2 separate regions of the Homo sapiens genome follow, and region 2 is linked to region 1. Evidence: read pairs that join two places in POLR2A ChIA-PET (ENCODE). Cell type or tissue: GM12878. All regions are shown on one strand. Links, peaks and the distances in the headings refer to the core of each region. The heading gives the core; the rest is flanking DNA. Region 1 overlaps BTBD7 (BTB domain containing 7). Region 2 overlaps UBR7 (ubiquitin protein ligase E3 component n-recognin 7).

Region 1 (2,500 bases), core at 1-2,500:
CTATGTTAGTCATTTGACTTTTCTGGCTGCCCAGCATTAGGACCTTCTTCCCAGCCTTACTGTGTATGTCTTCATAGGAGGCAGAGCCCACCTCCCAGTAGAAAAGCCTTAAAGGTCATATACTTTCTTCTGCAGCCTTCTCTAGTCAGGGTTAGTGGTACAGAAAAGCAGGGACTATAGAGAATTTTTTCTGGAAGCAGAGTGGGGCAGCAACATCTAGTGGAAAAGGAGAGAAGGCCATGGCAGTGGTGCCATTGATGACATTCACTATCCAGGGACAGAATGTAGGAGCTTTAGTGGCCAGGGTCCCAGGCAACTCAGGGTCTTCACTGGGCTTCCATGTTGTGGAGTCCCCATCCTGCAGCCTTCCTTAGTCCATGTTTACTGAGCTGGGTCTCCAGCTTTTCCCAGCAACACTGTAGATTAATAGTGTCCTTTGAGATAAATTCCTTTTCTCTTTAAGCCAACTAGACTTGTTTTCTGCTATTGCACCATAAGAAGCCTGATTGGTAGCAGTACCTATATTTAAAAGACTAGTATTTAAAACTCCAAAAGAGATGACTAGATTGGAAGAGTCTCCAAAGAAGGAGCACATGTTTGATCACTTTGACTTTTCATAATGACCTTAGCATATATACTGGGTAAACAGCTCTGAAAATGTGAGAACAGTAAGAGTATACCATTCATTGGTAATTTTTTGAGGAAAAGTTCATTGTTTAGGAGAACTATAGGTTAACTCATGAACTTTAACCATCCTTGTCATAAATACTGTTGACCTCAGAGCAAAATACCCCAGAATTAGCACCAACATCTACATGCATATTTACTGTAGACTTCAAACTGCAGATTTTGTTTTTTCATCTTGATCACAAATGCATTTTTCAATCTTTACAATATGAAATTTATTTATAACTTTAGTTCCAAAATGGACTCTGTAATGCATTTGCCCATATTTTTAGTCGTAATGGATGTGATTATATTTTATTGAATTAAAAATCTAACAGAAGCAACTGAAAGCAATGACCTCGTTTTTTCCCTTAGCAACTTGGTCACTTTCCAAGAGTGTGTGGCTTGAAACAAATGCAAAATAGCAAAGACTTACTGTCCCCACTCACTCATCCATTTCACCCTCTTCCCAACCTCCACTGTCTACATATTGACACTCTTCCCTCTGTCTCAGTTCTGTTGAGTTGACAGTTTATTTTACTTCTGTCTATAATTGTCTCCTCTTCAGCAAATTTGAATGTACTTCCTAGAGAAGAATGGGGCCAAGCTAAAGACCATTATCAACAGATCAGAGTAGTAAATGCAGGTTTCAAACATGCAACATAAGAGTTAATCTCAGTTTCATATTTATATATATGTTTATATATAAAACATAAAAAGTTTATATATATAATATTGCATCTTTTGTTTTAAAACTTAAGTCATTTTTCATAGACTACAAACTCTTCACCTCTGACCCTCTGCTCTCACTTTTCATTTGTCTGGGGGGTATTTTGCCTTTGATCATTAAATGTCCAAATTCTACCCTAACCTTTAAGACCGAACTCACATGCTTACTTTCCTTGTTTTGCTTAGCCATTCCAAGTTAAAAGTATTTTCTACATCCTGAGAATTTCTAAAACACTTTTTATTGTTCTTAGGGTTTTATATCTTCTGACTTGTTTTGAAATTACCTAGGTACCCGTCTCATTTCCTCTGTCACCTAGTGTATTGTATGCTCCCAAAGTTGTGTATCAAAATCTTGGTCATCTTTGAATAACCTGAGAACCTAGCACACTGCTTTATTCTTAGTATACTGTCAGTTACATGTTTTGAATTATTTTTAATACCTTTGAAAGCTGAGTAACCTTTTCTTTAAAAAAAAAAAAAGTGGGGAGTGGGATAGTAGAGGTTGTAATAAATTTTATCCCTAAGGAGTTGCAAACAAAATGAAAGCACTTAACCCCAGAATAGGAACAAAATATGAAGTATTATTTATAAAAGTAAGTTTACATGGGGTCTAAATGGTATAACTCTCTACCATTTAATTCACAGTTTAATGTCAGAAAACCTGTCTCATCAACTCACTGTTTACTTGTCAGTTCATTGATTTAAAATAGAATATCAATTGAATTTAGAAAATTCTCAAAAGCCAGTTTAATGCTGTTCATCTTTTAAGGCCAAAAAAAGTTTAATCCAGAGGCAGTCTTTCATTCTGCACTAATTTATAATTTAGATCAAAGAACTAATTATATATCTCAAATTTAATAATAAAAAGGTATAGTAATGAGAATTAAATTTATGGTAAATTATATAACTCAGAATGTTAAAGTAACTTGGAAATTCTTAATCTAAGTTAAGTATCTTTTTATTTCTTACTTGTCCTGTTTGATTTATTAAGGGAAAAGAAAATTTTAAGGAGTTGCCAGTATTTCTTTGTCTATTGAAAGTGGAATGTTTATTCACCCTTATTTATATACTTAAAAGACATTGTATTGGCCTGGTGCAATGGCTC
Region 2 (6,113 bases), core at 3,544-6,043, 58 kb after region 1:
ACGGGCCATGGACGGTACCGTGGGCCCCCTGTTCTAGCAGATGCACCATAAATGCCTCCCTGCCCTCTGAGACTGAACTAAAAGCAATTGTTCTTCCCATCTCTCCATGTTCCAACGGAGCCACTGAAATCCCTGGGGAGTCCCTGGGAAGTCCAGCTGTAAGTGATCCCGAGAGAACTCAGTGCCCCCAGCATCCCACCATTCCCGGGGCTGATGGGACTGGGCTCTTTGCAGAGTTGCAGTCAGGTGACCCTGTGCCTGCCAATCCCGCTCTCCCGAGTCATTCGCCAGCCTTCTTCCTACAGAAGTCCCCTGATCGCACCCACGGTTGTTTCTCCAGCCTGCTCAGGGTGTCCTCCCTGCCCCCCAGTGCCAGCGTCCTTGTGCTCCTACCCCTCCCCTCCTGCCTCCTGTCCTGGCTGCCCTCCTAGCTCCTCCTCGCCCACTTAGCCCTCTCCCAGGACGTGGGCTCCTTCTCGCTCTTTCCACGGACTCTGTGTCAGGAAGGGCGGCGGGTGACGTCTCTAACACCCCAGCACCTCTCCAGCCCCCACGGCCCAGTGTCCCGCTCCCACCTTTGCAGCTGCCACCCCCAGTCACTCCTTTCGTATCCTGAAGGCTTTGGCTCCAACCTAACATCCTCTCCCTCCAATCCCTGGTGTCATCCTGGTAGCTGCCTAGACCGTCTCCAGCTACCTGTCCATGGCACAGCTCTCCCCTGTCCCCAGAATATCTCCATCTTTGAAATGCTAACCTCACTGCCCGCTCTCAGGCCGGATCGCCTCCTGTCCAGAGCCTCTCCCTGGTCCTCCTCTGGAACTCTGGCCTCCTTGCTCCCCTGCCAGGATGGCCCAGCTTCCATAGGTGGCAGCCGTCTCACCATGCCCAGCTGCGACCCATCCTCCCCGCCCAACTCAACCCATAAACAGTGTGTCCATCTTCAGCTTTGGGAGACTGAAGACAGCCACGCCCCCGTGGTACCTGTGGTCCCCAGCCTCCCGTGGCTCGGTGTGCCTGAGTCCTGCGGGTCAGCCTTAACGTGTTCTCCTCGGGGCCACTTTCCGCCCCCTCCTCTCACCTGAGCCGCCCTCCAGCGCACTCCTTCCCCCCACCTCCTCTTACCTGAGCCATGCTCCAGCTCACTCCTCCCCTCCCACCTCCCAGGGAAATGGAGGCTGCCTATGGAACTCCCTCGATTTTGAGGCCTCATTCCAACACCCTCACCCGCATCCCCCACCACCAGGTCTGGTGGTCCTTCTGTCCCATCCTATCCCATCTTCTAACAGCTCCAACATCACCTGCGGTCCACTCTCAGCAATGGCTCCACCTTAAGAATGTGCGTTGGCCCAAGTGTCTCTGAACTTCAACAAGCAACTCCCTGGACTGGCCTTCTGCAGCCGCGCCCTCTCCTTGTCCCCTCACAGTAGTGCCAACTGTGGCCTCTTCTTGCAGCCCACACCCTGCCCTCTGCAATCTGGCCTCTGAACTTACCATGGGTGATGACCGTAAGTCCACATCCAAGGTAGCAGGAGTTGTGGGGAGGCCAAAGATGGGCCACTATACTGGCTTTTTGGGTTGCTTTTATATTTACTTAGAAATAATGGCTACTGTGTAGGGTGGACCTCACATTTTCCTCAGGATGTGGGCTCCAGCCCTCTCTCCCTCTGCATGCAGCAGTACCTGAACACTGTGACTGGTCACAGCCCAGCCCATTGCTTTGTTCTGCTGTTCATCTAGACCCCAATTATTAGACCCCAGGGGGTATGGTGAAGTCGGGGGGATGAAGGAGCTCTGCTCGGGGGACCTGGGATCAGGCTGCATTTTACAGAACAGCAGAATAATGAGCTACCCAATGTCGTGAACCAGTCCCTCTGCTTTGAGGGCAGGACCTCAGGGCAGGAAGAGCTGTTAGAATACACCATTACGTTTCTTTTGAAGGATGAGGTCTCACTCTGTTGCCCAGGCTGGAGTGCAGTGAGTGGCTGGCTATTCACAGGTGCAACCACGGCACTCTATAGCCTCCAACTCCTGGGCTCAAGCAATCCTCCTGCATCAGCCTCCCAAGTAGCTGGGACTACAGGCGTGAACCTCCATGCCCGGCTCTATGCATTTTTTCTTTTTTTTTTTTTTTTGAGACAGTCTCGCTCTGTCGCCCAGGCTGGAGGGCAGTGGCGTGATCTCGGCTCACTGCAAGCTCTGCCTCCCGGGTTCACGCCATTCTCCTGCCTCAGCCTCCCGAGTAGCTGGGACTACAGTCGCCCGCCACCACACCCAGCTAATTCTTTGTATTTTTATTAGAGATGGGGTTTCACCATGTTAGCCAGGATGGTCTCGATCTCCTGACCTCGTGATCTGCCTGCCTCGGCCTCTCAAAGTGCTGGGATTACAGGCGTGAGCCACCGCGCCCTGCCTGCATTTTCTTAAAACCTGCAGAGGGAGGCTGTGTAGACTTAAATATACTAAAAACAATCTGAAAAGCAACTATTTTGTATTGGTTTTATTTAAATTTTACAGAAACCTGATCAGAGTTAAGTATGTAATTATAAGTCCAGTAACAATTTCTACAAAAATGCACATACAATGCCAGAACTCCTTAAAAGCAACTAATATCATATTTGTGTTTTGCATAAAACATGCATTAATATGTTGGCCAAAATCAGTCTCTACAAGAAGAGACAGTCCAATACAGTCAATAAGAAAACTAGTTGTGAACAACAGGTAAAAAAAGAGGTTTCCAGTTAATGTGAAAGAAGGAATAGTACCTTTCATAAAACAAGCCCTTCAGCGCTGAGTTAACTGATCGGTACTATTGTGCTGCACGTAATGTAACACATCACCTCCAAGACTTGGTCCTGATTGGTCATAGGAAGTAAGGGACTTTCTGGTAGTTACATCAGATATTTGAGAAGATTAAAAGTTTTCCGGACATGATGGTATACTAATAGTGCAACCTTGCAAAAAGGGTTCGAAACATTGTCAGACTTGGAAGAGTTCCCCAGCTTGATAAACAACCTCAAAGACACCCCGAGCCTTTGAACGGAGCCCTCTGCACAAGGCCAGCTCAGGGCTCACCAGCATGTCCTGTGGCCACAAGACCTTCCAGCTCCACATACCACCCTTCGTGAGGATCTGCAATTAGGAGCCTGAGTGCCGAAGAACATGGTTGTGCCATTTCTTTGAGGCTTTGACTTTTTATAAGGCCTAGTTCATCTCATCCAGGGATTGGGCACTCGAATGAATACACAGATGCTGGACACATAAGGAGTATTAATATACATGGTGGCCCCACAGCCTGAAATGCTTTTATTAACATACATCAAGGTGTGTCTCCGACTGTCAGGAAAGACCTTGGTCCTCCAGAGGCAGAGAGAAGCTGAGGGTTCTCTATGTATCACAAGGCATTTCCTACATAGACTGAGGGGTGTTAAAGAGATCTCATATCAACTGAAAGGACTTCCCCTCAAATGTGGGGCTCTGTACAACCTTCCATGAGGATCTTCAAAAAAAAGATCTCATAGTCGTTAGGGAAGTGGCGGTGGACATTAACATTATATACACAAAACTCATCATTCGTGCAGCCTCGGGCCTTGTTTGTAATCTCTTCCACAGTCTGTCTCTTCCAAAACAGGGCTCCCTGCCCTGCTTATTTCAAGTAAGCTAAGTCAGGATCTGTTTTCTTTAGCAGATTCAAGGGGGAAAAATAATAATTTATTGGGGTTCTAATAACATTTTCATAACAGAATATCAAAATAGGTCCATTTTTGATATATGCTTATGAATATCCCTGATAATATCAAGAAATCCAGAGGACTTCGTAAACCACCAAGATTTCACAGGGGTGAGACCCGGTCTGTTTTCTAGGCAGCAGAGAAGGGACTAGTATACGGGCAAATGTTCTCCAGGAAGCCCTGTGAGCACTACAGTACTGAAATTCTAATTCTAGTGCCAATAGAATCATGAACGAAAATTTCACTTGAACTGTATTAGTAAAATTCATAACAAAGGCTTGCTTCCTCAACCCTGTCATCTGTTAATCTCTCCGCCTGTGACAGACATCCAGACCAGAAAACCATCAGTCCTGGCTACTCTGGAGGTTGGGCCTAGAGAAAACAAGCCCCAAGATCCTTTCTAAGCTATGACCAAACCTCAGAAAACAGGGACGTGAAAGAAGGAGCAGACCAGGCTTGAGGAAGCTTTGACCCAAGGCACCACGATCATAGGGGCGAGGGGACCTGTAGAGGTTCTAGGTGACGGGAAGAGAGCCTTCCGTGATGCCTGCGGAGGAGGTTCTGGAAGGCAACAGCTCTGTGGCAAAACACACACATCTGGGAGTGAAATAACAGATCATTAAACAAGACACCAATTTGCTTTCTCAAAACAAAATCAAACTTAAAAACTATGCAAATAACCCTGGGTGCACTGGAGTAGGAGTACACTGGAGAAGTCTGTGGAATGAGCTGCATCAGCTGAGTCACAGAGGACGCTGGCTGTGAAGTCAGCATCCACACGGTGGCTACTGCAGCTAAAGAGAATGAAGGGAGCGCGAGGCCTCTCCAAACAGAGGAGGACGGAAAGGGGGCCAAATGTGAACCACACCTCTTTTATTCCAAGAATGGGAAGCGCATTTTCATTGGCTTGAATGAGAAAGCTTCATACTCCACTCTAGCTGCAGTAATACTGCATCCCATCCACTCTTCTTCTCTTTTTTGACTGAAACTCTTCAAAGAACTGCTGAATGTCCTCTCTCTTAACAACCTGTTTTTGAAAAGCAAAGATTATGAAAGAGAACTAAGTAACAGAATCGCAATCCGAGGTCATAGCATTCACAAACAAGTCAAATGATACTGTTAAGAATTATGTTAATGATAACATCTCCATTTTCTATTTTTTTTTTTTTTTTTTTTTGAGATGGAGTGTCGCTCTGTCACCCAGGCTGGAGTGCAGTGGCACGATCTCGGCTCACTGCAAGCTCTGCCTCCCGGGTTAACACCATTCTCCTGCCTCAGCCTCCCGAGTAGCTGGGACTACAGGCGCCCGCCACCAAGCCCGGCTAATTTTTTTTTGTATTTTTAGTAGAGACGGGGTTTCACCGTGTTAGCCAGGATGGTCTCGATCTCCTGACCTCATGATCCGCCTGCCTCGGCCTCCCAAAGTGCTGGGATTACAGGCGTGAGCCACCGTGCCCAGCCTACGCCTGGCTAATTTTTAAATTTTGTGTAGATACGAGGTCTCACTATATTATCCATGCTGGTCTCAAACTTCTGAGCTCAAGTGATCCTCCCGCTTCCTCCCAGAATGCTGGGATTACAGGTGTGAGCCATGACACCCAGCATGTTTATTTTTTACTGAGGTAACACATGCTTATTGTTAAGAAAGAAGGACAGTGAGACAAGGAAAGTGAAGGAAAGAGAAAGAAAAATAGAGCACGTGAATGAATTCGAGCAAAAAGGGAAAGAGATAAAGAGAAAGTAAGAAAGAGGGGTATAAAGTGAAAACTTCCCTCTCATTCCCTAGTAAGTGTGGCTACCATACTCAAAAGAGCAACTTGGAATAATGCTAACTTGGAATAATTTTCTCAGACCAGTAGCTGATACACCAGTTTCATAAGCACCAACAGTAATACTGCTGCTCAACCAGTGAGGAATCCAAACCCCTAACAGATTCAGGATGCAGAGGCTGAACACATCCTGAAATGACTGCAGCTCAAAATTCTAATGTACTTGGCTAAATGGCACGGGAATTTACACTTAACAAAATGCTAATAAATAGGATACTTGCAAGTTGCAAAATGAAGGATCTGTCCCTACCCTGGATTACAAACATTAGCCACAGAAAGCCCGTAAGTAAAAGGAAATATCTCTAGCAAGGATACTGTAGGAGGAGACCTAACAACACACAAATGAGACTGTGCAGCTTTTGGTTTCTGGATATCCTCAAATGGTCACAGCTAACGTGCAGAGTAGAAACGCTAGTGAATAAATACTTGGGTTCAATAACAAATCAGTTTTTTAATTTATTTCAGAAAATGTGTAGTTTCTAAGTTTATTAATTATTATTGCTTTTTAGAGACAGGGTCTCGCTCTGTCACCCAGGCTGGAGTACAGAGGTGTGAT

The links. Peaks named below come from ENCODE experiments on the same cell type or tissue, not always from the same donor. Only the 100,000 strongest peaks of a DNase experiment are listed, where the experiment ranks them.
Region 2: POLR2A ChIA-PET joins it to region 1 with 7 read pairs; 2 of 35 experiments call an interaction of 5 or more read pairs at or near these places.

The regions. Positions count from the first base shown.
Region 1 is chr14:93,283,834-93,286,333 of GRCh38, reverse strand. The region is part of intron 3 of BTBD7 (BTB domain containing 7); the gene reads left to right. Among named protein-coding and RNA genes, the nearest start is that of BTBD7, 48 kb to the left of the region's middle. In GM12878, for the core only: no CTCF peak of the experiment used is centred there; a DNase peak (open chromatin) is centred at 1,092.
Region 2 is chr14:93,225,585-93,231,697 of GRCh38, reverse strand. UBR7 (ubiquitin protein ligase E3 component n-recognin 7) reads right to left here. Exons shown (of 11, transcript NM_175748.4): 11 at 2,483-4,755. The coding sequence ends at 4,663. Among named protein-coding and RNA genes, the nearest start is that of UBR7, 21 kb to the right of the region's middle. In GM12878, for the core only: no CTCF peak of the experiment used is centred there; no DNase peak of the experiment used is centred there.